Regions from separate parts of the Homo sapiens genome. Here region 1 is linked to region 2. Evidence: chromatin loops called from intact Hi-C (ENCODE). Cell type or tissue: endothelial cell of umbilical vein. All regions are shown on one strand. Each heading gives the region's core, and the rest is flanking DNA. Links, peaks and the distances in the headings are about the cores only.

Region 1 (16,349 bases), core at 4,509-12,508, 370 kb before region 2:
CTCTGAGTTTCTCGCAGAACATCAGTTCATGAGGTCAGAGATGTATCAGGGCAGTCCTTCAGGAACCAAGCCACACTGTAAATTGCTGCCTATGTCTCTTTACTTCTTGATATCTCTTCTTTTTATTTTTCCAAACCTTGGAAGTACACAGTTATCATGAACAACTCTCCATCTGTCTGTGCATCCTTTCCCTAAACTTTTTGTCTTAAAACATTCATTATAAACCCAAATAACACCAGCCTGACAAAAGTTTCTAGTGTTGCCTGATCAGACACCAGACTACATGGTAGTAACACTGTTACATTAATGCAGATCAGGCCTTGATGGGGGTAGAGAAGAAAAGAATATAAGGTCACCTGGGGTCTGGAGTGAGATATACCACTGGGGGAGGAGGGTGATGGCAAAACAACAGTGGCAAATAACCTGCTTTTCAATACTTCACTTTAATGATTTTTCAACCATATTGCAGATGATATGGCTATTTTAATTTTACAAGAATAAGAACCTAATAAAGCTAGGAGCAGCATTTGTACAGCAGAGAATAAAAGGACCCTTTGATAACATGAGTTTGATAAATCAAACAAACTGAGCCAGTATCAATGTTCTTGATTGAGCCTTTTAAAATAAACTTGAGCACCGTCAAAAAATAGCATAATGACAAATTCCTCTCTCTTCAAAACCGCTCAAACTAATTTTTTAAAAATGTTAGGACTTGCAGTGGGCTTCTTGTGAAAACCTAAAAATACAGCTAATGAGCAGATGGTTCCACCAGACAGCAGGAGCACACCACTGACTTTCACTGGCAGTTAACTGCTATTTTTCTGGAGGAAAAGCTAGAATTTAAAGAGCACACACAGTGAACCAAACTTGTAAACCTTGTTCCTAAATAAATGAGAAGAGCATGGTTTGCTGCAGTTGTGAAATGTGTTTGCCAGATTTTACTTCCCTCTAAATGTCTTATTTAGAGACTTCATTAAATGCTGTCTTGAATGGTTAACTGTTTTCCATGTATAAATTCTTTCCCCAGCTAGACTGTAAACTTCTTGGAGGCAAGAACTAGCTACTTCTACTTTTTTGTTACTCTGTGGCCATATTATTCCCTATTAAAAATGGACTATAATAACTCACTCCAGGAAGCCTAATTCCAATGGAAAGATACTTTAATACCAATCCAACACAAAGTCAGGATTTTGTTATTAAGAAAAATAACCTGGTTTCAATGAGGTGATTTCTCAGTTTATAATTGGGCAACTTAATGTATTATGAATTGCCTATTATACCCTAGTTGTGACTTTCAATTCTATTACAGTAATGTTAGAAAGTTCTACTTCTCTTTAGTAAGTAGTTTCTTGGTTAAACTAAATTACTGATAAACTTCAAATAATGCTGGGATTGCTTGAAACTACTCACCTAGATGTACAATTATAAGTTTGAAAACAATGATCAAACCTCTTTTCCTTTTAGTATTTCATATAGAGTAAAAAGAGGATTTTCACCTTATATTTAACTGCTTAAAAAGAGACAAAATGAAATTTGGGAAAAGGTAGAGACCAACTTTTAATATGTAAATAAGTGTGACAGTAGCCAGAATACTCCAAACCACTTCTCCCCTCGTAATCCTTAAACAAGGAACCTTTGACGTAGGCAGAATTCCAGGATGAGGCTGCAGGAAACAGGGAAAAGGAAATTCCGGTTGAGGCTGAGTGATAGAGACCCTACCCTGGCAGCAGACTGTGCCAAGATGCAGTTTCAGAGTGTGCAAAATCCCCTTCCCACCCATCCATATTTCATGAGTGAATTAGAAAAGGGGAAGGAAGTAGGGTGGGTCCCCAGACTTAACAAAGGAACAGAAGAAAATGGGGTGGGGCAAGGGAGGGATACAGACAGGATCCCTAGGGAAAGTATTGCTGAACCAAGTTTTCACATACATTTTACAGATACTGCTCATTTCTACAGTTGGAAGTCAGGAAGTCAGGTTAGGAGCTATTGTTGGTATTTCTAATCTACAATTTAATACACTACAAAGCATAAACTACATTTCGGGAAAATACAGGTTCAGTTTTCTGGTGAATAGTGCAGCTATATTCCTGGAAATAGGACCCACATCCATCTAGTCATATACTTTGATGTAACTATTTTACTGAAAATAAAATATGAAAAGTTTATAAGCTTTTCAAATCTAAGTTACGACTGGGCAAGCACCTTTTCTTTTTCTGCATTCCCGCCCCCCAACCCCCATCCCTCCCTACGTATTCTTTCTGTCTCTGTCCTCCAGAGCTGCCCTCTGAGTGCATGCCCTCTTTCGAAGGACTGCTGTGGTTCCGGTTACCTTGGCTTCTGGGCCACCTATCAGTCCTCACTCCAGTGATGAAGGCTGAAGGAAGACACCCTCCAGAGGCAATCAGACTTGAATTCACTCTGGCCCCAAGTCTGCTTAATCACTCTTCAGCTCCCTCACTATTCAGTCACTGTTCAGTCAGATTGAAATAATATAATTTATCTCATGAAGGCCCTGCCTCAACCATCTTCCTTAGGAAAAGTTAGAACCCCACCTAACAATCTGTCAGTGAGATAAATACTAACATCTCAGCTACCTGAAGCAAACTGCAGGCAAACAAATGCTGAGTCGTTCCTCATTATTTCTAGAATGAAGTAAAACTTCTCAGCCCTCAAAATCCTCCACAGTCTGGTCCCAATCTCATTTCTCATGAAATCTTCCTTCTCCTGCCTCCCCTCCCACACCCCCAATTCTTGGTATTCTGGAAACATGAAATCGTTTCAGAGTTCCAAAAAACATCTAATATTTTGGTATCTCTGTGCATTTTCTAATGCTATTCTTCCCACTAGGAATACTCTTCTTCAATGTGGATTCTTTAAATCCAACCCAAAACCTAATTTAAGGTCCAGGTCAAACTACTTCTGCCCTATGAAAGAATCCTGCTTTCTCAGGTGTAAATTCTTCTTCAAACTCCTATGTGTCTCTCTTGGGATTCTCTTCACTGCTTCCTTGTATCTCAGTTAGTTGTGTTGATATCTTTCCTCCACAACTAGACTATACTTCTTGAGGGCAGGAGCCACATAGTTGGGAGCCACCATAGTTAGCCTGGCTCCTCTATGACATCGGCTTGAACAAAAGTTAGCAAATGAATGGATGACAGAGAGTATTCTAGAATAGAAGTATAGTAACACCAACTCAGATTACAGAGATCAGGAGAGCCACCCTAAAATCCCAGTTAATTCTGAGGAAGGCACACATATTGCAGCAAATGCCAAAGCTCTGGCCAAATATGTCGGTTTATTTGGGAGCTACCAGAGATTCTCTCTGTTTAAGGTATTTTCAAAGGGTTCTGGAAAGAAAAGTTTGTGTAGTCCCCATAGTGTTTGCCAGAACCCCACCTAACAATCTGTCAGTGAGATAAATACTAACATCTCAGCTACCTGAAGCAAACTGCAGGCAAACAAAGCAAGGGAAATGGCTTACATAGCTTTTTGGCAAAGGTGGTAAGAAACACAACATTCTTATGTCTGCCACTATACCAAAGAATCCTTACAAATTGCTTAATATAAAATAGCATGCACATCCCCCATTGCTAGTCACTGAATTCTGTCAATTTTACTGTGTAAATGACTTTCCACATTTACTCCCTCCTCAGTTCTTATGGTCATTGCCCCAGTTCAGGCTGGCACCTCTCACTTGACTCACTATGGTAGCTTTCTAAAGGTTCTTTCCAACATTTCCCTCTTCTTCACTCAATTCTTCCTCTAAAGCAATGCCAGAGAGATCTTACAAAGGCCACATCTGATTATGCCACTTCCCTTCTTTGATGGCTTTCCTTTGACCAAAAGGCAAGTTTAAGCTCCTTAGGGTAGCTGGTAGACTTTTTTAGCTTACCAGTCTTTCATAATGGAATTTTAGGCTGACTCCCAGCCCACCCCTCTCCATTCCCTAGGAATCACCAGGACTGCAGTCATGTATCTTCCCATGGGTCCCTCTGCCTGAAATGCTGTCCCCTGCCTTCTTCTATGACCATTAGTCATTCTTCAGGGTCAAGCTCAAAGGTCCCCATCTGATAACACACGTCCCTTGCTCTGTTGGCACAGTCACAGAATTAAGGCTAGGAAATACAATGCCTACATCAGAGATAATTTCTTTAAAGAACCAACAACTCAATGTTAACTCTACTATCATAATGTTTAGAAGACACAGCCCATTTCTTTCCCCTTCTGAAAGTCCTCCCATAATAATTTTCAACACATAGGAATGAGTGCTTGCTCATTGTGCCTACAGCTAGTTAATAGAAAATAGAAAAATGGAGTGCTTCCTGAGAAGCTTGCGATAATTATACATTTAACTTCTTAAATTTCAGAAACACCTTGGCAAAAGCATAGAGTGAAGCATTTCTCTAATGGCATGCATTTATAATCACAGCATTTAGCAGTTAAGAAAATATTAGAAATGCCTACTGAGAAAGCTGTAATCCCCTTCAATTTGTAACAAGATGTACCAGCAACAAAGGCTTTATTCTATCAAATTTATGTCTTTGCCTGTGCAGTAGTGCTACAAATTAGCTCTCTCTTTGGCATCTATGTGGCATTCTAGAACTGGAAAGTAATGAAGGTTAGTCAAAAGAATGACTCAATAGGCAACTTGGATTCTAACTCAAATTTTATCACTGTCGACTTAACTAGCTTTGGCCCAGGAATGGTGGATGAAGTCGATGAAGCATTTTAAAATCATAAAAGAAAGGAAATCTGTATGTAACTTCAGGGTTTGGTCATTATTGTTATAACAAGAAGAGGAAACTGCAGACCTAGGTTTACGTTAAGTAAACTGCAGTTTCCTCTGTCCATGCTGTGTGTCAGAACTGAGTTTCTATGAAGAGCAGATGACTGCTACTGTAAAGAAAGTGAGGACAGGAAAAACGAAAACACTGCACCACCTTCATGAACACTGTGAACTTAAGGGGTAAGCAAAGGTATAGGCACATCAAATGCCCAAGACATAAAAGATTGAAGTGAATTAGCAGGTGGTTTTTATTCCTAATAAATTACTGCAAAAACTGTAACCATCTAGTACCAAATAATTCATTTAGTGGAGGACTACATCAATATCAGCCTTGAGAGTTGAAAGATTCCACTGGTGTCATCCTGCAGAAGGGAGATGACAGAATGGCTTTGTTTATATTTATCACTAGAAAGAAAGATCCCTAATATTCCTTTCCTTATTTTAAGCTTCACAGGAAAGTCTACATAGAAAAAGTCATAATTCCAATGTTTATTTACACACCATCTTTCCTCTCAGAAACAAAAACGTTTCAGAGCTGTTAATGCACCCATGATATGACAGTCACGCAAGAAGTAAAAAATGTTAGTGTTCTGTTTTACAAGTGAAATGAAGGTTTAAAGGTGACAGAGCAGATAACCAGAGCAAAGCTGCAAATCTTCAATCACTAAATTTCTGCCTCATGTTAAAAGCCTTTACAATTATCAGCCCCAATGTAGATTTCTTTTTTTTTTAATTATACTTTAAGTTTTAGGGTACATGTGCACAATGTGCAGGTTTGTTACATATATATACATGTGCCATGTTGGTGTGCTGCACCCATTAACTCGTCATTTAACATTAGGTATATCTCCTAATGCTATCCCTACCCCCTCCTCTCACCCAGTGAGAACACAAGGACACAGGAAGTGTAGATTTCTATAGTTACAGATTTGAAGAGTATTATAATCTCATTGGCCGTGACTACTTATAATATTCTGGACTGAACTAAATATACAACAAAGACAACACAGAGGTATCTTTTTAATAAGTGCAAAGTTGTTTTGTCATAAGCCTTAATCATAAGCCTAAAGCTTATGATCTCTAACTTTGGTGAAGTGGTACCCTACTGTTCTACTGTTTGATTTTTGAAAGATCTTACCATACCTGAAGTTGTTACTGGTTTACTGGACCTAACTTGCAATCAGTTGTAAGATACAGCATTCATTTTAAGAACCATAAGGAAAGAAAAATGCTCACAATTAAACTATGACATGTTTTCATATCATCAATTGTTAAGACTATTGTGGGGGAAATGTGCATCTTGAAATCAATAAAATATGGCATATGAAAACTGTTGCTCATCTAATTAAAATGAATCAAAAGGAAAATTTTTGAAAAATTTAAGCTGCACACTAGGATACTCAAATATCCTAAGGACACAGCAGAGGTTAGGCGTCAGTCTATGATATAGTCAAACTTCAGGGTGCTTTTAACAACTTGAACAAGGTGCTAAAGTTTTCAATAGTTCCAAGCAAAGTGAAGGTTGCCTGAGACCTACATCCACACTTAAAGTCAATAGTCGCCTCTGAAATAGTTCAATCACAACGCTTTGAAACTGCCTAATTATTCTCTTTCTTGAGACACCAACTGTTACAATTCGATGTCTCACTGTTAGAGAAGTGCTATGTTATTAAACTAAGCAGCCAGCCAGACTTGAGCATCTTACCTCCTCTCCTTCTCAGTAAAACCCTGCCATTTGTATTAATAGACTTGGAGGAGAAAAAGCATGAAGCAATGTTTTCCCCCTTGGAAAGGGTTGAAAACAAAATCTCAAGGAAAAATTAAAGTCAGAGAAACACATGTATAAGCGCAGAGGAATTTTCCCCTTCATGAGCAATCCTGGATAGTGCAGCACTGAGAGTGAAGTCTCATAACCAACAACAACCAAGTCAACAGATAACAATGTGTGGCACAAGAAAGTGGTCCCATTGTCTTCCCAGCATGACGGCAGCACTCTCAGTTCTAAGGCTCAATCTGAATAACTGCTTTCAGGAGGACCAAGCGGAACGTCCCTTTCCTCCAGCTTTAACTATATTCAAACAATATAACTCTTGTTGGAACACAAGCCTTCATAAGATACTGGGAAAACTCCCTTCTGACCCTCCCACTTGGTGAGAGCATCTATAATCTCTTTTTGTGTTTTCATCTATTTCTAGTGACTTAGGACACATTCATTTGGCAACTAGATCCACCTCTGTACTAAACATAAAAATATGTTGAAATGTTTTTTCAAAATTCATGTTCTACAAACTATATGATAAGGCAAAACTTCCAAAATCAAACTTGAAAGCCACCCAAGCAGGATCATAAATAGATAAGGATTCATATTTGCTTAAATGTATTCTCATATTTCTACATAATTTACTTTTGAGAAGAGTCTCTTATAAATCCTGTGTCATAAGCCACTTGCTTAGAGCTATGAGCAGCTGTCATTTTTACTAAGGAGGATGCTCTTGGGGGGAAAAAAACCCCCAAAACCTAAAGAATTTAAAATAAAATAGTCTTTCGTTCAAACATGCAATCAGGCAAAAACATTTTCCACCCCTTCAAACCTGCATCCCCAAGAGGCAAAAGGCTTACGTGTTCAGACTTCTCCTGTTCTTTTTTGTCCGTCTGCAAAAACTGATAGTTTTCTTTTGCCAGCTTCTGGACTAGTTCAATTCGTCCGATTTCATCTCTTTCCTGGAGCTTGCACATCACCCCTGCCTTAAGAGTTGGAGAAAAAGCGAAGATATACTTAAAACCACAGTCCCAGGACATGACACCACCGCAAAGTTCACCTTATAATAAGCTCATCTTTTCCACTGCCTGGATTAAATCATGGTCTTGGTAAAATATTTTGCCTTTCAAAAATTGAAGTTACATTATTATAACCTAAGAGCACCATGCCAAAAGACTTAAAGTTGAGTCTGCGTATCACCCTACTTTAAGAGGGTGAAGGACAGAGCAAACTAAATCATTTGCTACTAAGTGTGCGCCTGATAGGCTCCTGTTTGTTTGTTCCTGACAGCCTGTTTCCTGTTACATAAGCAGAGCCTAGCAAGAGGTTAAAAACTCATGGGAAAGTTAGCCAGGAACCACACTGGTGAAAGGGTGAACTGATACAGAGCCCTAAAAATAACAATATGCAACACCCCAATTCTTTAGCTCCACAACAAATTATTCCGTATATAAATAAACCCTTAACAAGAAGATCACAAGATAATTTTTTTCACAATTGGGAAGTTACCATGGGGCATTAGTAAAATACCACTAATAGTGCATAAAAGATGGTGAAATATTTTGCTAAAAATAAGACACTGGAAAAAGAAAGCTTGAAATTTCATTCATTGGGGTTTGGAAATGATCCATAAAGCATCATATTTTACATTAGGTCAAAGTGCCTAAATAATAATAGGAGGAGGAAGGTGAATCTAAGACTTTGAAATAGGAAAAAAAAAAAAAGTTCATTCTAACACACTAATTATGAAGTGTTTCTGCTCAAATTCTTTCCAAAATGGTTCATACTGACATACCAAGACATGATCTAATAAAGAAATCCAAAGTTATACTTGGCAGGAGCAGTCAAAACTATGGAATCCGTTTTCCTCAACATAACCTACAGGATTTGAATATACTCCATAACATGACCAAATACAGCAAAGGGGCCGGCAAAGAATCCAAACTTCATGATCTTAACGGTTTGTGCTAAAGATACCCGTGTTGTTGAGTGGGCAGCAGAGAAATGGAACTATCCATGCAAAGCAATGACTAAATCTTTGTTCCCAGGGGCAGTGGTATCTCTTTATCTAGCAGTTTGTCGAACTAGGAAGGAAATAAAAAATTTCTGACGTGGCCCACATCACAGACTCCTAGAGGACAGCAAGTGGAATTCCTCCACCAAAGTCAGAGATTTTTACAACATCCCTCACAAGTGGCTTTTCAGTTCCTTTCTAAAGTTTCCTTGGACAGGGACCTAAGTTTATCTTAAGACAGTCTGTACTCTGTTGGATAGCCAGGATTGTTGGAAAGTCCCTTATTCTTATCACACTAGACAAAACTGAAACCATTTAACTTCAATCTGTGAGGACTAGTTTTGCCTTTTAAAGCAATGGAAACTAGGCCTATTCTTTATCCAATGTGACAATCTTTCAAATATTTAAATACAAACATTTATTATATTCTCATTTTAATATTCTCCAGATATATATCTGATATGGTTTTGCAGAGTCGCCACCCAAATCTCATCTCAAATTGTAGTTCCCATAATCCCCACATGTTGTGGGAGGAACCAGGTAGAGGTAATTTAATCATAGGGGCAGGATTTTCCGGTGCTATTCTCGTAGTATTGAATAAGTCTCATGAGATCTGATGGTTTCATAAAGGGGAGCTCCCCTGCACAAGCTCTCTTGCCTGCCGCCATGTAAGACATGCCTTTGCTCTTCCTTCGCCTTTTGCCATGATTGTAAGGCCTCTCCAGCCATGCTGAACTGTGAGTCAATTAAACCTCTTTCCTTTATAAATTACCCAATCTCAGGTATGTCTTTATTAGCAGCATGAGAGCAGACTAATACAATATCCCTAGTTCCCTAAATTATTTTATTCATTCATTCACTCAACAGAGTAAAGGATTTATTTGAGTAAGAACCTACTATAAGTTCTGAGAATATGGTAGTGAACATAAAAAAAAACAAAGTTCTGGCCGGGTGCAGTGGCTCATGCCTGTGATCCCAGCACTTTGGGAGGCTGAGGAGGGTGGATCACCTGATGTCAGGAGTTTGAGACCAGCCTGGCCAACATGGTGAAACCCCGTCTCTACTAAAAATACAAAAAATTAGCCGGGCGTGGTGGTGTGCACTGTAATCCTAGCTACTCAGAGGGCTGAGGCAGGAGAATTGCTTGAACATGGAGGTGGAGGTTGCAGTGAGCTGAGATCACGCCAGTGCACTGGACGACAGAGCGAGAGTCCATCTCAAAACAAAAACAAAAACAAAGTTCCTTACATCCTGGAGCATACATTCATGATGTAACATACCAATAGGAAATACAGAGTGGTAATATATGACAGAAAAAACAATGAAGCAGGGTAAGGGGACAGATAAATAACTGAAGGCATTATTAAGATAAAAATGTCAAGGAAGGGTTTTCTAGTAAAATGACATCTGAATGGTGACCTAAAGGAAATGAGGAAGAAGTGATGTGGATATCCAGAAGGAAGTGTGTTTCGGGCAGAGGAACAGCAAGTACAAGGGCCCTAATGCTCAAGTGTGTTTGGCATGCTCAAGGATAGGCAGAGAGAGCAGCAGGGCTAGAAAAGAGCTGTAGGGAGTAGACTGGTGGCACTGGTTGAGAGGTAATGCAGGAGCCCAACACACAATTTCCTTATAGGCTGTATAAGGAGTTTGGATTCTTTTTCTGAATAAGACAGAAATCCTTTGGAAGGTTTTGAACAGAGAATTAGCAAAATATGATTGACATTTTAGCAGGATCATTGTATGTCCTGGGTTGGACTGGGGGAAGTAGTTGATGGTAGAAGACCAGTTAGGAGCCTGGTTTTCACATAAGACATGGCTTGGAACTTGTGCTAGTGGTGAAGGTGGTACATGTGGTTCTAACCACTGGATATATTTCAAAGGTAGAGCCAGCAGATTTTGCTGTTTGGGGGTCTCCAAAATATTTGGTTTGAGTAACTGAAAGGATGGAGTTGTCATGGGGGGAGGCAGGGGTTGATCTGGGAAGGAAAATGGCTATTGACATCCAAGTGGAGTTGCTGAGTTGGAAGTCTGGAGGTTCAGGGGAAGTCCAGGCTGAAGATATGAATTCCAGAGTCATCAGAATACAGATGGTATTCCTCTGGTTTTACCAATGGAATGGTGTAAATCCAGGAATTGAGTCTAGTGTTTCGATACTGGGAAGATAAGGAGTAATCAATCAGAAAAGGAATCTGAGGAGGAGTGGCTCCAAGAAGAGAATCTGGAGAGTAGTGAAGCTGCTTCAAGGAGGAAGAAGTGAAAAACTCTATCGAATGTTGCTGAAATATCAAACAAGATGGGCTCAAAATAACTGACACTGAATTTGACAAAAGTAATTGGTAACTTTGAGTGGAGCAATTTCTGTTTGAACTGATAGGGACAAAAGCTTTATTAACGTGAGTTCAACAGTAAATAGGACACAATTCTTCCAAAGAGGTTTGTGACAAGAAATGAGGCATTAGCTGAAGAGTGTCCTTGAAGAGAGTTTCGCTTGCTTATTTGCTTTAACATGACGGCTATTCCAGGATGTTTACCTTTATTAGAATTCCAGTAGACAGCAAAATTTGATGATGCAGGAGGGAGAAGGGGGCATTTTCAAGAGTAATGTTCTTGAGTAGGAAAGAGAAGATAAAGATCTACTCTCAGGAAGAAATATGAATCTAAATATTTCATCCAGTGAAACAGGAGAGACAGTGAAATACAGGGGTAAATATGCAGGTACGTTGGCATATTTGGTGGTAGGGACATGCAGAAATTCCTTTCTGAAGGCTTCTATTTCCCAGAAAAATAAGAAGAGAGTTATGATCTGAAAATAAGAAATTGTGGGGAGATGCTGCTGCATAAGAAAAGAAGGCATGTTAATAGTCACTTAGGTTACAAGCACTGGCAAACTATTTTGTAAAGGGCCAGACAATAAATATTCTAGGCTTTGTAGGTCATGGGGTCTCTGTTGCAACTGCCCAATTCTGCAAGAGATAATATGTAAATGAATGAACGCAGCTACATTCCAATGACATTTTATTTATAAAAACAAACAGTAGGCTGTGGTTTGTCAACTCATGGCCTAAGAGAAGGGGAAACTGGGCAAGGGAAGTAGAATAAAGATTGCCAAGCATTACTAAAGGCCCACTTGATTTTTATTTTTAGATCCTTTTATGCTCCTAGCCATCCTCCTTAGGGCATATTTCTGTTTGTCAGGATTTTAATGCAGTCCATAATCTGAGACAATGGTAAATATATGGGCCTATCATTAAGATGCTCTTTTAATCTACACTAAGAAGGGTAAAAAAGTTTCAATGGTGTTATAAAATAACTATGAAGGCAGGGAAACTGGGGCAATTTCTACTTACAAATAAACATTACTTAAATGCTTTGACACTTAAATACATTTCTATTATCTAGAAAATTCATGTACGTCAACCAGCGAGGATTTCTTCTCTCTCTTTCCATGTCATCTGCACAGTGTTTAATACACTGTCCTGGCGGTGGAGGGAGGATGCTAATGACCCTCCAAAATGCCAACCTGGAAACCTGTTCTGTGGTTTAATCAGTGGTGTGATGGATTTAGTCCCCATCTTGCTCTGCTCCCCAGTATGGCCCTCCCATACAAAAGACAGCATGTGGGGAATGGAGGCCCAGACAGTGGTGGGACACATATGAGAGTACTGGATAGCTATAACTAACCCGTCACCATGGGGAGCCTGTTCCCTCCTTTCACCGGCACTGGCTCCAAAGCAACTCAGCTAAGCTCCCACAGACTCGATTTGGAGACAGTCTGTCCTTCTATCTGTAGGTCCCAAGTACAGTGTTTTGGTTTTCTTTTTTTTTTTTTTTTAATCAGCTGATTACAGCATCATCAATAAAAGGCCGAAATTAAATAGAGGAAATTTAAGGTCTTCACTATTTTTTTGGATTTCTGTGTGAACATGATTTTTCAAGGAACTCTAAGCATTTTTCACATATTATTAGAATCCTAAATATAAACTTTTCTCTCAGCCAAGTGCAGTGGCACACGCTTATAATCCCTGTGTTTTGGGAGGCCAAAGCAGGAGGATTGCTTGAGCCCAGGAGTTAGAGGCTGCAGTGAGCTATGATCACACCAATGCACTCCAGCCTGGGCAAAAGAGTGAGACTCTGTTTCTCTCTAAAAATAGTAATAAATAAATATGTAAATAAAATGAACTTCCCTTTCAGGAGGAAACATTTTCATTACAACCAGATACTTGGGCCCACGAAGCAAATATGTATTTTAAAGGCAAAATGCTCTTACTTTTTAAAATGGGCTTCAGGCTAACTTATTTCTTTAATTCTCCATCTTATAATTAAAGAGAAAATATTGCTGTTTTGATTTTCTGGTTTCTAAATAACTTCTAGATGCATTTTCACAAGGTAATCAATTCTATAGCATTCCTTATATTACAACTATCAAAAAAGATTTTCAAGGAGGTTATGAATGCTTCTTCATTCACTGGGAGACTTTAAACCCATATATCCCAGATGATTTATAAGGCAGTGCTATGCGGAAGCATCATGCCAAACTAGATGTTCCTCAGGGTCCCTTTCAGAGCTCCATAATTTAGTGATTTAATTCAAGAAACCCATGAATTTATTAATATATTGTGGGAGCTTTGCTATGGCAGGAGAAGCAAGATAACTAACAGTCCTTGATCTAGACTTTCACATCCCTGGTCTATTTAATTTCTCTGTGTAAAATTAATTATAAACAATTTACCTAACACTGCTAAGCCAGAAAAAAAATAAAAGATTAATGTATAACTGTCAGAAGAGTTATTTAGGAGCTTTATTTCAAGGTCTGTTTTGAAAAAAAGTCTCCATAATGTATAATTAAAGTTATTCATAGGATTTTCAGCCTTTGAGGAGAGAAATGTTATGAATGTAAACGAAAAGCCTGTTTCCTTTATAAATGTAGTCATAAAAATGTTGGGTCCATCCCCTCAATGGCAGAATGAAGCGTGGACAAGATTCCTGTGGGAAAGGCCACATGGATGATAAATGAGCATCTTACTGGGACAAAAGCACAGTTCTTTGTATTAAAACATTCTCTGCATTATCTTAACTTTAACAACCACTTTTTCTAAAACACCTAGGTAAAACATGCTGCAAAAATTGCTTATCAAGGTCAGGGAAACCAGAAAGAAAGAGTCCACCTTTCATGAAAGCACTTTTGCAATAACAGAATGCTATTCAGTTCAAATTCAGGATATTCAGATAAATTTTTATTGATTACTATGTAATATCTTAATTTCATTAAAAATTAAGCCTAGAAGTTCATATAATTTTTTTGCTATTTTAAACAGAAATATAAATGACAGAATAAAACACTGATGAGCTTAGATGATAAATTATTCTACTGTATGCACCTTATTTTGAAAACAGAAAATATTAAGAATTTTTTTCCAGGAAAATTCAGAAGACAGTTCATAGTCAAAAAATAATAATAATTTTAGGGCAACAAATATTCATTTTCTCAAATTTCTTCAGAGAAAAAAGTTAGACTATGAAAAAGCTCTCCCTGTTAGGGATAGAAGAATATGCCCCCTTGAGAATTGGGAAATGAACCACGAAGCATCCACAGTGAGAAATGTACCTAATGGAAAGTGTGATAGTCAAGGCAGGTGAGGAATCCCTAGGGAGTCACTGGTATGGGCCTCGAACACCATGCTGGGGCATCAGGGAGCTTTAGAAATCATTTCATAATTCCTAGCCCGTCACTGTCCAGGCAAGGCAATGGACATTCAGTTTCTCTGGTCCTACTCCTTTGTGGAATTCCTTGTGTTAAAACATCACCTTTGTATAGGATGGACAGACCCATACTATAGAAATACTGTGTAATGCTGCATCCTGCCAGAGCATGCTGAGAGCTAGGAATAAGGCAGAAACCACACTTACATGAAATTTATGCTGTTATTTCCCTCAAGTACTTTCTTAATCTTTTGTATTTAGAAAATTATCCCTTCTGATTAAAATCAAAATATAGAATTATAAATTTACATAATATATAGTATTATAAATTTATATAATTGAAAAAGTAAGGGGTTCATTCACTTCACATGCTTGATTCCTTTAACGTTCAGACTAAAGTAGGGGGGCCACCAATATTTTCTCTTGTTTTGACCTAAGAGAAATTATAGCTCAGACTTGTATACATTCTTGACCACACTGGTAAGCAGGGTAGCAAAGTTAAAAAAAAAAATTAAAAAGTTAAAAAAGAGAATAAGCAAACTCGAATAATATCAAACATAAAAGATTTAACAGGATAATCAATTTTCTTTGACAGTATTAAATAAGAGCTTTCTTTAGTATGCATATTTTTAAAAGTTATAGTCTGACTACTGATAAATTAGTTACCAAATATTTAGCAGTTAATTTGTATAACAAATAATTATTATCACTTAATAATAGAATGATTGATTCAAATGGAGGATAGGAGACAATGAAAATATTCACTGAATCCAGTGGCCAATGGCTAATGGAATCAAAGCAAGAATTTCCAAAGTTCAATATATTATAAATTACTCAAGGCCAAGTGTAGTGGCTAACGCCTGTAATCTCGGTACCTGGGGAGGCTGAGGTGGGCAGACTGCTTGAGCCCAGGAGTCAGAGGTCAGCCTGGGCAACATAGCAAAACCACATCTCTACAAAAAAATACAAAAAATTAGCTGGATATGGTGGTGTGCACCTGTTGTCCCAGCTACTCAAGAGGCTGAGGTGGGAGGATCACTTGAGCCCAGGAGGTTGAGGCTGCAGCGAGCCATGATCGTGCCACTGCACTCCAGCCTGGGTGACAGAGTAAGACCCTGTTGCAATCAATCAATCAGTCAATTAATAACTAATTAAAGATCTCATTAGAATTCTTAAAAGCTAGAACCAGGCAAATTTTCAGTACATTTTGACAAAGATTCTTAAATCCTTTTATCCTATAATACAGTGAAGGGACTAGAATATTTTGTGTCTGCAAAGATACCATCTGGCAGAGAGTAATGCTGCAACTTGGCCCAGTTAGATACTTTAAATATTCCAACCAAAAAGCAATGAGATAGATGGTCAGCGTGACAATAACTGACAGAGGCTGATTTGTTGGGTGCTTACTGTGTGTCAGGTGCTGTTCTAATTGCTTCACATGTAGTCCTTTAATCTTCAGAACAATCTAACAATTATTTCCATTTTACAGAGGTTAGAAAGGCAGTTTGCATGCTGTTTAAAGCAAGGACATCAGAACCAGACTGCCCTGGTTTCAGACCTGGCCCCGTCCCTTACCGGCACATCTATAAAGTGGTAGTAATTAAACTATCTATCCTGGAGGGTTTGCTGTGATGTTTAAATACATTAATAAAAACAAAGAACCTTAGAGTGTCTAATATATATGAAGTGCTGCCTAAGTGTTATATACAATAATACTGCTCCCAGTATTATTACAGAAAAGGAGGGTAGGAGCACAAGAGAGTTAACTTGCCCAAAGGTTTTTTGTTTTGCTTTGTTTTCTTTTTTGAGATGGAGTCTCGCCCTGTCACCCAGGCTGGAGTGCAATGGCAGGATTTTGGCTCACTGAAACCTCCGCCTCCCGGGTTCAAATGATTCTCCTGCTTCGGCCTCCCAAGTAGCTGGGATTACAGGCACCTGCTACCACGCCCAGCTAATTTTTTTTTTTTTTTTTTTAAGTAGAGACAGGGTTTCACCATGTTGTCCAGGCTGGTCTCAAACTCCTGACTTCACGATCCACCTGCCTTGGCCTCCCAAAGTGCTGGGATTACGGGTGCGAGCCACCACGACTG
Region 2 (13,024 bases), core at 4,365-12,364:
CTCTCAGGGGAGATGTCTTCAGTATTTCTCCAGAGTGTTGCTTTGGGGGGCACTCCTGTGCCGTAGTAGTTCTGACACTTATCAGATCCAGATCATTCTACTAACAATGGTCTTGAGCCAACATTTGTCATTCAAAGGTTGCTCTCTTATGGAATTGCCATAGCTAGGCAATCATTTCTTATTTAGAAACATTGGACACTTTTAGGTGTGCTTTCATGGTGATTATACGGTTTTACATTAAGTTATGCAGCAAAATATCTTTTAGGAGCCCCAGATACTCAATGAGGCACCATCACATTGAACAGAAATAATTGCAAGTAGGAAGGTGATTTGAGGAAGTGACAATCCCCCAGTGGAATCTGGTTTTGAACTGTGACGTCTTATAGCATTTCATGATTGTTTTGTTAGTGCCAGGAAATCTGATCTGGGAGAAACATTGGCACTTTTTCTAAGGCTCACATCATTAAAGTTTATTTCTTTATTTGAGGGAGAGAGCTTGCTCCAAATTGGAGAAAACCGAGAGAACAGTTAGTAGGACTTAAATTCTAACTCTGTTGATGTCTCAGTTATTTATTACTGTGTAACAAACTACCCTAAAATTTAGTGGCTTAAAACAAAAACCATGTAATTGTTCATGATTCTGTGGGTCAGGAATTCAGACAGGGCTCAGTGGGGATGGTTCACCTCTGCTCCACATCATGTTGCCTGGGGCTGGAAGATCCAAGATGACCTCACTCACGGGCTTAGGCATTGGTGCTGGCTGATGGCGGGGGGAGCTCACTTCTCTTCCAAGGACCTCTCTCTTTTCTCTCTCTCTCTATCTTTCCCCCCAATCCTCCACCCCACCCTTCACTCTTGCTCTCACTCTATCTCTGTGGTCTCTCATCATTCAGTAGTCATATTTACATTGAGGTAGCTGGCTCACCAAAGGAACTGGAAATGCTCTCAAGGATCAGAAATCAGTGTCACTTCTCCCACATTCTACTGACCTGACCAAAGTAAATCTCAGGATCCACCTAGAATCATGCAGAGAAGAAAGACTCCACTTCTTGGCTGAAAGAGCTGCGTGGTACACAGGGTTTGTTGGTGGCCATTTTTTGCAGAAAAGCTACTACAGTGGCTGACTCCTAGCAAGGTGTTTCTAAGTTCCTTCACTGGACAAATTAATATTAGTCAATTGCCTTAAAGAAATAGAGTTATCTTATTTGGTGGACTCCCAAATGCCATCCACACTGTGTGTAAGATGCACATAGTTTTATGCACTGTTTTAAAAGAAAGCCACCAAATAAAATGGGACATGATATCAATTGTTAAGATCAATTTCAGAGATACTAAATGATGGAGGAAATATGCATGTTAGAATTAATAAAAATGGTAATTATTCACTATATAACTCAACAGAATTTAAAAATGAATGGATAAAAATCTGAGGTGTAAAAATAAGTCACTCTTTTGATCACTGAGTCTATTAATTGAATATCAACTTACATAGGTCTTATCCTGACTAAGGTGCTGATGATCTGGCCTACTGTCTAGTAGAACAGGGCCTTAAGGAACCATTATTTCTCCCCCATCCCCTCATCAAACCATGAGGAAAAGCCTGATGAGGGAAGCAAGCAATGAATCAGTAAAATGAACATTTTAAAGAATAAGAGGTCCTGTGAGTGTCTGGGGGGAAATAAAGAAGGTGATGAGGGATAATAACAAACCACCTCCTTTAGACAGGGGTGGTTACCGAAGGGCATGTGAAGAAAGGATGTTGAAGCAGAGACCCAGGGATTAAAAAGAATCAGCCATGCAAAAAGCAGAGGAAGGTACTTGTATTAGTCCGTTTTCATGCTGCTGATAAAGACATACCTGAGACTGGGTGACATACAAAAGAAAGAGGTTTAATTGGACTTACAATTCCACGTGGCTGGGGAAGCCTCACAATCATGGTAGAAGGAAAGGAGGAGCAAGTGCCATCTTACATGGATGGCAGCATGCAAAGAGAGAATGAGGAAGACACAAAAGCAGACAGCCCTGATAATACCATCAGATCTCATGAGATTTATTCACTACCACAAGAACAGTATGGAGGAAACCGCCCTCATTGTTCAATTATCCCCCACTGGGTCCCTTCCACAACATGTGGGAATTATGAGAGTACAATTCCAGATGAGATTTGGGTGGGGACATATAGCCAAACCATATCAGTGTTCTAGACCAGGCAGAGGACACAGTAAGTACAAAGTTGCTGAGATGGGAAAGAGCTTGGCACATTCTTAGAAGTGAAAGTAGATTGGTTTCATTGGAGCGCAATGAGCAAATTCCTCCATTAAACATCTGTTTAAATATCTGCGAAGCAAAACAACCACAACAAAAACCAACTAGATCCAGAATTTTCCAAGTCTATCAACATCTTTGGGAGGAAAAAAATGGGCCCTATAGTGGGTTTTCTAAACCCTCTTACTAGCCAGATGTTGAGAATGTTTCTTGGGTTTATAGGAGCTTATTGATTAAGTCACTGTTTCTTAAACATGAGTAATGAAGTAACCCTTTAAATGGAAAAATATTATAAATCATTAGTGTGGACAAATCATTTTAATTATGTTTCTTTAAGATAAATGAAGTATAAATGCTGTATATGCATAGCTGTTATGCAAATCTAAGAGTAAATCTAATGTAGGAATTAAATACAAACTAAACTACAAAACTAACAAAATGAAAATTATCAATATTAATTCAGAGTAATGGTTGATGTTATTTGCTGCCACTAACTTGTTGATGTTTGGTTTAATAGTAGAAAATAAACTGATGTATTTAGTTTTACTTGTTGCAAATGTTGGCCGTTGGAACTATTATTATTATTGAGACAGGGTCTCTCTCTTTCACCCAGGCTGGGTGCAGTGGCACAATCAGGGCTCAATGAAGTCCCTATCTCCTCGGCTCAAGAGATTCTCCCATCTCAGCCTCCTGAGTAGCTGGGACCACAGGGACATGCCACCACGCTGGGCTAATTTTTTTATTTTTTATAGAGACAGAGTCTGACTCTGTTGCCCAGGCTGGTTTTGAACTGCTGGGCTCAAGCAATTCTCCCGCCTCGGCCTCCCAAAGTGCTGGGATTACAAGTGTGAGCCACCACACCTGGCCCTGGAACCATTATTGTTACTGTAATTATTGTTTTTCTTTTTAACAAACAAAGCTTTTTTAAAGCAATAGATCCATTATCTTGAAAGGCCAATTAGCACACTCCAAAATACAGTATTGAAATTTAAAAATGCTGTTTAACAAAAGAAAATTTTTTGTTTTTCACTATAGCGTTTACTGCTAATTGATCATTGCTAATTTGTGTATATGAAGACAGGATTTCATCACAAAACCACTGACTGAATTTGTACCTCCAGCCAGCTCTGCAGTCTTTGCGGCTTCATGTAGAGATGTTCCTAGCCATTCATTCTCCCACTGCCTTTCTCTGTGCAATGACCACAAAACCTCAGCATGTGTATTGTAATAGAATGTGGGTTTCCTTGGTATTAACATGACCATATGTTCAATGTAAATGCCCCTCTAAAACTGTATGGGGGACTTCAGTAAAAGGAGGTGGTCAAGATGTTGCCGGAAAAAGGGGTCCCCATCTAGAGGCCAGGAGAGGGTTCTTGGATCTTGCACAGAAAAGAATTCAGGGTGAATCTCAAACCACAATGAAATAAGCAAGTTTATTAGAAACTACTCTGTTATTGAGTAGCACATCCTCAGAAAGCAGGACGAAAAACGTGCCGTCCTTTGTTAGTGTCTCTATTTATAAGAAACTATAGAGCTATAATTAAACTTAGAATGTACAGATGTGCTCACTGAAGGTAGGGGTTATTGGTGCTATCAATGACCATTAATTCTTCAACCTAAGCCTGCCCATTAACATTATATTTAAGAAAAGTGGGCTGTACTCTTAGGACATCTGGACATTCTGTAGGCCTGGTGGGAGATGTTCTGTGTGGCCATAATATTCTGCAATTAGAAGAGCAGTCAGCTTACAATGTGACTATTTGCAGACCATAAGCATTCACTTTATAGGTGCTTTGTGAGTGCCTAGCTACGAGCTTTAAGATTGGGTCGCTCTAGTCACGTTTTGTTAAACTAAAAGCCTAGTAATCAGACACTCCTCTAATGCAGGGATTCTAGAAAGTATTTTTATTACTTTAATAGTATTATAAATAGGAAAACACATTTTAGATTTTTATAGATTTAATGGGCTCTGGGGATATGCCAGAAGGCTCCAGGTTGAGAAGTGGTGCACACGTTAATATTCAGGTCATCTGAACTGATGTACAACCTCAAGAACGATCAACCCAATGTGAGTACAGCCAGATTAGTGCATCATGGAGCCCCAGCATGGGACATCTATCTGGTTTAGAAAGAACATGAATAAGGAAATGTAAAACATATATATATATATAGCTGATAACATATAAAACATATATATGGCTAATAACATATAAAACATATATATATAGCTAATAACAATAATCAGCACTTGTCTACAGTAGCTGCTTAACATGAGGCATTGTGTTAAGCGATTGATAAATATTATGTATGATTAAAATATGTAGTTCATTTACCAGCTACCACAGAGATATCCAACAGAATAACAGAATTCCAACTCGATCACTTAAAAAAAACACACACACACAGGAAGGCAATTTGTTTCTAATTTAACAGCATTAGATCTAATGCTCCAAACAGAAATCTCTGAGGAGGAATTCGTTGTGGAGCAAATGGGGTTGCTGAGTGCAGAGGCCAATAACTATGGCACTGGCTTTTGAGAAAAGAAAGGCTTCATTGCAAAACCTGCCAGCAAAAAGACAGGGGTTGGGTTCAAATCTATCTCCTTGATTTGGGGTCTGGGGCAAGTTTATGGGCCTGAAGGGCAAGGGAAAAAGGATTTGGGAATGTTGGTTTGGTCTGATTGGAGGGCTTCAAATTTGGCCATTTACGGTAAGGTATGTTGAGGCAGACTTTAGCCCCAGATCTTCCAGGCCAATGGACCCCTCCTTCTGAAAGCGTTCTGGTGCGTTCTGGTGTGTTCTGGTGTTCATGTTCTGGTCATGGTCTGGTCCTCCTGGTTCTGAGTGGAGGAATCATTGGTTCTGGGTGTTGTTAGAGGTCAAAGCTTTTTCTATAGCACATGCCCAGGTTATATGACTTGCAGTTTTTTGGCTCTGTTATACCTACAAGGTAACTCGACACTTTTGTTATCAACAAAGCAGGCTCAGTTTGGGCTGGTCCCACAATTACAAAATTTCCTGCCCATTTCCCAGACCCAATCTCTCCTTGAGTTCCAGACTTGAATATCAAGACATATTTCAAATTTACAACATCAGTGATAGAAGTTGTCCAAAGATGGTTGTTAACAACTCTTTCCCTCCCTGCTTCTCGCATCAGGCAGTGAAGCCTTTCTCCCCTTCCTTTGAATAGGGTCTGGCCGTAGTGACTTGCTTGACCAATAAAACACAGCAGAAGTCGCTTTGTGCACTTGTTAGGCTAGGTCATAGGAATGTTTGGAACTTCCACCTGACTTTCTTGGAATGCAACTGCTTGGGACACTCCCTCTTGGAACTCAGCCACTCCTCTGTAAGAAGGCCAAGCAACATATGTTGGCACTGCTGTGGATGGCCGTTGCTCAGCTCCCAGCAGAGAGCCAGTAGTAACAAGAGCCATATAAGTGAGCCCCAGATGTCTCACTGTAACTGCAAGAGAAAAACAGAATCACCCAGCTAAGCCCAGTCAACCTACAGAAAGATGAAAGATAATACATTGCAGCTTTAAGTCACTCACTGTTGGGGTGGTTTTTTAGGCAGCAATAGGACACTATAAGAGTGGCCAGACCAAGTCCTTCACTTCCCCTCACAAAACTTGCTCCTCACTCTGCTGTGTATGCCACCTTAGGAAAAAACTTCAGCTTGATCAGGTCAAAAATCTTGGAGTCATCCTTTATCTTTTCTTTTACTCAAATGTCACATCCACTCCATTAGCAAATTCTGTTGGCCCAACATCCCAGTCATATCCTGAATTTCTCCATTTATTACTCCTTGTGTGACCCCACCATCTTGGCCCTCCTGGGAACTCATGCAGTGACTGAGGATGCACAACTAACCAGGACAGACCCAGAGAAATGAATGGGAGAGCTCTCAAACTCCATCTGGTACAAGGATTCATGTTCCTTTGAAGTTGGTCCTTTGCTCTGCAGATACTTGGACTTCAAGGGTGTGTTACAGGGATGAAGTTGTTTGCAGTAAACATGGATGCACCAACAGAACCTGTTCCCAAGTTTCTGATGGAAGCCAGAGGCTCCACACAGGGATGTGCTTCAAATGCATATCCCTTGGTTAGCTTCACATGCTAACCAAGATTGCTTTGCCCCCATACCACAAAGATTCTGTGTTGGAGTCAAAGAGCTGTAACTCTGTAAGTACTTCAAAGCATTTCAAAAACCCTAAAGGGCAGTGTGTATGTATATTTACCCAGCACAGTGAAGGCAAAAACCACACTCGTGAATATTTTTAGCATTTGGGGCTGTCAGAAGAGCTGGGCCCTTGGCTAAATATATCCAGGCAGTTTCCCTACATTACTAGCAGGGTTTGTTTTCAATTCCTATTTCCTTCAAACAGCAGTCATATTGAAGGAAATAAGCACTGTAATAATAAATACCTCTTTCTGCATCATAAGTTATTATGGAAGTTTTTCCTATGTTTATTTTCTCTATAATTCCTATAAATAATAGGAATAAATAAAAAATAAAAGTGCCTATAAATCGTGCTCCTAATATGAATTTTTATTGGTAGGATCTTCTGTGAAGATTCAGAGATGTGGGCCACCAGTTAACATAAGAAGTAGATGCAATTTCTTACAACCATTAACTAAGTCCTCTTTATACTTCATACATGTGTTAGCTAATTGAACTCTCTAACTAAACGCTGATCTATCACTATCTTTTTCAGAAAGAATGAGAATCATCTAAGGTATCTCAATGATTAATTACAAATGACAATATCTAACACACATTAAATGCTCAGTGTGATGAGTGTTTTACATGCAATATATCACTGAATTCTCAAAACAACTTTGTCAGGTAAACCCTATTATTTTTATTGTATAGAAAAAAATAAACTTTCTCTGTATGTTCACATTCAACACACTTCTGTGAGCAGGTATGTGGGTTTTTTCCCCACACATTCAATTCTCCTGTGGACATCAATTGGATGTCCTAAAATTCCATTCAATTCTGATTTTAATCAGAGTTGGCATAGACCTCACCAGTTAATGACTTAATCCCACAAGACTGTTCCCCATTTCAGATGCCAATCACAAGTCCTAGGTGTCACCTGTACTTCTGATGGACTGGCTATTAATCAGAGTTGTCACAACACCCTCCTCAGGTTTGAATATTTGCTAGGAAGGGTCACAGAACACAGAGGAGCACTAACTTACCATTACCAGTTTATTGTGTTAAAAAATAGGATAAAGGATATAGATGAACAGCCAGATGAAGAAATACAGAGGGTGAGGTCCAAAAGGGGCCGGGTGCAGGAGCTTCTGTCCTCGTGGAATTGAAATGCACCATGCTCCCAGCTTCTGTGTATGCTTCCCAACCCGGAAGCTCCCTGAAACTCATAGTTGAGGGATTTTTATATAGGAATGACCAATTAGTAACTCAATCTCCAGGCCCTCTTTCCTCCCTGGAGGATAGAAAATGGGGCTGAAAATTCCAACCTTCTAATCATGGCTTAATCTTTCTGATGACCAGCCCCCTTCTAGGAGTCTAGCAAGAGTTGTCTTATTCGAACAAAAGAAGCTCCTATTACCCAGAAAATTCCAAAGAATTAGAAGCTTTGTGTCAGGAATCAGGATCACAGACTAAATATTAGAACAATAATGTACCTAGCACCTCTATCATTCAGGAAATTTAAAAAGTTTAGGAACTCTGTGGTGGTGGCACAGTTATATACATATTTGGTGGCACGGGCCATATATATTTTTTATTGTTACCTTATCATCACCATTTTATAGGTGAGGAAACTAAGACACAGTATGTTTTAGTAACTAGCCCAAAGTCTCGCAGCAGGTAACTGGAGGAATTGGGTTCCAACCAACATCCATCTGACAGCAAAGCCAAAAGTCATAACCACTGTGCTATTCAAACTCGCTTCAGACATCTATACCACAATGGAGTGTGGGCACAGCAGCGGTTTGCAAGTAGGGCAGCTCCCAACTTGTTTGTCCAACATACTGATAACATACATATTTGGTCATTGAGATATTGTGATTTATAATAAGAAATATTATAATATAATCTTAATATAATCTCAGAAGGGTATCTTTTGTATTCTAAGGTGAGATGACTAACGGCTGGGGCCTCCTGGAGAGCCTTGGAGGGAGGCTAGCTGCCAGGGGAAACAAGTATGTAATTAGAGGGTTAGAACTTTCAGCATCAGCCTCTCACCTTCAGGGAGGGGCTGAAAGTTGAGTTAATCACCACGGCCAATGATTTAAATCAATCATGCCCTACATAGTGAAATCTCCATAAAAACCCAATAGGACAGGGCTCAAAGAGCTTCTGGGTTTGTGAATAAGAATCCGTCCATGTGCTGGGAGGCTGACACACTCCAGCTCCACAGGGACAGAAGTTCCCGTGCCCTGCACCATTCCGGACCTCACCCTGTGTATCTCTTAATCTGACTGTTTATCTGTAGCCTTTGTAATAAACCAGTAAACATTAAGTGTTTCCCAGCCCTGTGAGCTGTTCTAGTAAATGACTGAACCTGAGAAGGGGGTCATGGGAACCCTTGATTCAGAGTACAGATCACAAGCTGGGACTTACTACTGGCACTGGAGTAGGGGCAGTCTTGTGGGGTCTGTGCTCTGTATTCATCAGTGCAGCCTGGAGTTGGACATCCAGTTGGTGTCTGCAGAGAACTGGAGAATTATTCCCACACAGAATAACCCCTATACATTTGGCAGCCAGAAGTGAAGTGTGAGTGTAAGCATGGTGAAAAATACAGTTTGTTTTTCTCAGTCACTCAGCTGCAGAACCTTCCTCTACCCTCAGGCCCCATACTGTTGACATTTCTGGAAAGGGAGCCCCTTTCAGACTGCATTCCTCCCACTAGAGGACTCTGTCCTTCCCCAATTTTCTCTCTCTCTCTCTCTCTCTCTGTCTCTCTCTCTCTGTCTCTCTCTGTCTCTCTCTCTGTCTCTCTCTCTGTCTCTCTCTCTCTCTCTCTCTCTCTCTCTCCCCTCTCTCCCCTCTCTCCCCTCTCTACCCAGTGCAGCTCCTCTCCTGGGCCCCTCTCCTCCCAATCACCTGCATGATTACCAATTACCAGCCCTCCAGTTTACTTCCATTAAGGATTCCATCGTCCAGTCTGCAGTCTGCTCTCCAAAGGCATGATTTTCCATACAAAAAAAAGTGTTAGTTTCAAACAACCAGCTTACCAACAAGCTCTATCCATTCGAATGGTCTGTTCAAGACTATTTTATAGTGAAAATTGCTATCTAGCCACATCTCTCCAAATCTTACAGTGAAAACTGTGCTTTTGATATATGTCAGGATGAAGTTAAGTCAAAGTTTCCTGTTTCACTTTTTACTGTACTTATGTAAATCAATCATTAGTGGACTCTTAAATGGTTTCCTAATGCCAGAAATGATTAGTCACTCAATGTGTTAATGGCACATTTTGTGAAATCTTTTCCAATGCAAAAACCACACAGCATCTGGGCTTCCTGTTCTGTATTTCTTTCTGGCCTTCACTATCTTGAAATTATCTGGTGCATATTTTTTATTTCCGCTTATTTATTGGCAGTATTTTCATTCTCTACACTTTTCTTCTCCTTATATTCTTTTAGGCTAGTCTTTGAAACGTCAGTCTCTGTCCATTGAAACTAAAATAAGAAAGAAGGAGAAAAGGAAATTGATGTCTTTCAAGTTGTAATAGTAATATGTTTCGTTTATAAAAATCAATTTTTTTTACCAGTAAAACATTAACTTTTGGCCTTCATTAATCAGAAAAGAAAACTGGATCAGTCTGAAAATGCCTTTCTCAAATAAGTCATACCATCCTTAGAACAGTGATGCAGCAGTTCTCAAGCTTGAGAACACATGGGAATCACCTGGAAAGCTTGTAAAAACACAAGTTGCTGGGTCCCATCCCTAGAGTTTCTGATTTAATAGGTCTGCGGTGGTTCCCTGAGAACTGACATTTCCAACATGTCCCAGGTGAAGTTGATGCTGCTGGTCGGCAGCACACTCTGAGAACAAATGGTGCAATATCAGAACTCACAAAGGCCTTGGAAATCATTTCTGCCTTACTTAGAGCGCTGCTGGTTGCAACTTACAAAATCCCACTCAGACTGGCCTGAGTGCAGAAGGGCATTTATTGGAAGCAGTTGGGATATCTGCTAGACTCCAAAATGAAGTTGAAAAATCAGGTGGAATATGGCACCAGTAGGGAGCACCAGGAAGGATGCGGTTCTCAGAGAAGAGTGGTGTAGGCTCAGCAGAGACTCTAAATATCGTTACTGCATCATCTCAGCTCCCATTTTTCAAAAGAGAACTGCAGTTTGAGGAAATTAAGAGCTTGCTACAGAGCATACATCTAATAGTGGCAAAGCCAAAGCTGGAAGTGGTGAGTAGCAATCTGTATCTTAGCCAGTGGTATGCTGGAGCTGTGGGTACCAGCCCCAGAGAGCTGGTTGTTAAATATTCAGGAATCTTTTGAGCAGGTCAATCTTGGTAGCTGGAAGCTGGCCACAGTCAGAATATTTACACTGAAATATTGGCTGATATTACAGACCAGGATCTTTTTTCTTCCTCTCTTTCTTTTCAAAGAGCAAGCTAACAGCACACCATTGCCTAATTCCATGTAGGGAGGATTTAGAATCAATGCAGATGTCATATATTGAACAAGAGGCAATCCCAGTGTGCAGTTTTTTCCAGTAGTAGCCATCCCTAATCCCACTATTGGCTGATGGCCCTGGTGCTGCCAGCTAGACCTCTTTATTTTATTTTTACTTTCTTTCTTCTCTCTCTCTTTCTTTCTTTCTTTTTTTAGACAGAGTCTCACTCTGTTGCCCAGGCTGGAGTACAGTGGTATGATCTCAGCTCACTGCAACCTCCACCTCCCGGTTCAAGCAATTTTCCTGCCTCAGTCTCCCGAGTAGCTGGGATTACAGGCACGCACCACCACACCCAGCTAATTTTTGTATTTTTAGTAGAGATGTTTCACCATGTTGGCCAGGCTGGTCTTCAACTCCTGACCTCAGGTCATCCACCTGCTCAGCCTTCCAAAGTGCTGGGATCATTCTTTTCTTCTTGAGACGGAGTCTTGCTCTGTTGCCCAGGCTGGAGTGCAGTGGCTCAATCTCAGCTCACTACAACTTCCGCCTCCCAGGTTCAAGCAATCCTTTTGCCTCAGCTTCCAGAGTAGCTGGGATTACAGGTGTGAGCCACCATGCCTGGCCTAGACTCCACTTTGTATGTCCAATCTTTCAAACCTCTCTTCTATGCATGAGTGGTGCTCTCTCTCTAACACACGTCTGCAAAACAAGCCCACCATCTATCTCATTGTCTTTGTGCCTGCTCTTGTTTCCAGATGCAAAGCCAGTTCCTTCCTAACTGTTGAACAGTAGAACTTCAGAATTAAAAGAATAAGACAAGCCTGATTAAGTGCATGTAAGGCCAAAATAAGTGTCTTTAAGAGACTCGCTTAAAAAAAAAAAAAGAATAAGGCAGCCAATAAGCAACTTCTTCCTAGGGATATTGACTTATTGCGTAGCTATTTAAAGAAGGAAATTCATGTGCAAATTGCCCTAGACTTCTTTCTCCAGGCTCCCGTTGTGTGGCTTGGCTGCCCACTACCTCATTCCCATCAATGGACAATGGCTGGGAGAGAAAGCCTCCGTGACTGTAAGTGACTCCCCAGACCCTTGGCCTCTGCCACCTGTCACCGAGCCCACTGACGCACCTCCACTGTCACGTTGGCAGTGCTCCATGCAGTCTCTTGTCCCACATTTCTTAAGAGGCAAAAATTACATTTACTTTACTGACCACAAGCCAGCACTGGGAGCTGGGAGGGTCGGGGTGGAGTGTTTCCTTCCAATAATGCTTCCTGGGGAAGGAAGCCTAAAACAACACAAAGCAAAGCTCCAGCCTTTCCAGAGGAATGTGGGGGCAGCTATTGCTGTCGCTGCCGCTGCTGCTGTGATTTTCTGGAACACAATGTCGTCATGAGAACTCCTAGGCACCCTCTCCCATGGCAGACCTGCTCTACTGGCATGCTTATTTGGGATACTGAGAAAATATGAGGATGCCAAGACAAATGAAGTCTTGGCACTCACATCTACGGAGATAAAAGCATTTTTATGAATTCTGATGCTTTTCCTTCTTTTTTTCTCTTTCTTCTTCCTCCTCCTGCCTCCTCATTCTCCCTCTCCTCCGCCATCAACCCCATCTTATAAATAGTTGTTGAACTTCCACTATGAATTTCCACCAACGTACTGAGCTAGGTACTTTGAGAAACACAAAAATGTGCATTGAGGTAAAAGGAACACAGCACAGGGATCTAGTGACCTCCCTTTCTAAACCTCATTTTATTCACTGTTTTCTCAAAAATTCATGTGGATAATATGATTGTTAATGATGAGGTATAACATGTTCTGCCCTTGTAGTCTCCTGGGAGAGGCAGGTACTTGGAAAACTACTGAGAACCTGGAGAAGTGCCTTTAATAAAGTGATAAACACAAAGTCCTAAGATTGCATCTAGTTTATTGAATCACAAAGTGTTTTCAATGGATTAGTGGATTGTATAATGTAATCTTTACAACAATCCTGTGCAGTAGGAAGGGGAACAATGTTGTTAGTTTTTGGTTTATCTGTCCCTCCACAGTCCCTGGAGAAGGGAACTTGTTATAGAGTCAGATTTTTATAGTTAAAGCAACTATTGGAAAAAGAAAAGAAAAACCACCAGCCTAGCACGTTCCTTATATGGAT

The links. A loop is a pair of places that touch in the nucleus more often than their neighbours do. Peaks named below come from ENCODE experiments on the same cell type or tissue, not always from the same donor. Only the 100,000 strongest peaks of a DNase experiment are listed, where the experiment ranks them.
Region 1: a loop joins it to region 2, with 2.7 times the contacts of the local background. A loop is called at or near these places in 2 of 110 quality-filtered maps.

What each region holds. Positions count from the first base shown.
Region 1 is chr7:22,212,461-22,228,809 of GRCh38, forward strand. It overlaps RAPGEF5 (Rap guanine nucleotide exchange factor 5), which reads right to left. Exons shown (of 26, transcript NM_012294.5): 9 at 7,406-7,531. Among named protein-coding and RNA genes, the nearest start is that of RAPGEF5, 140 kb to the right of the region's middle. In endothelial cell of umbilical vein, for the core only: no CTCF peak of the experiment used is centred there; DNase peaks (open chromatin) are centred at 4,791, 6,721, 7,821, 8,671 and 2 weaker places; H3K4me3 peaks cover 2,865 bases; H3K27ac peaks cover 4,457 bases.
Region 2 is chr7:22,577,861-22,590,884 of GRCh38, forward strand. No RefSeq gene overlaps it. Among named protein-coding and RNA genes, the nearest start is that of STEAP1B-AS1, 21 kb to the left of the region's middle. RefSeq lists an enhancer at 5,286-5,860. In endothelial cell of umbilical vein, for the core only: a CTCF peak has its summit at 9,109; DNase peaks (open chromatin) are centred at 5,561, 8,861, 9,691, 12,061 and 1 weaker place; H3K27ac peaks cover 6,056 bases.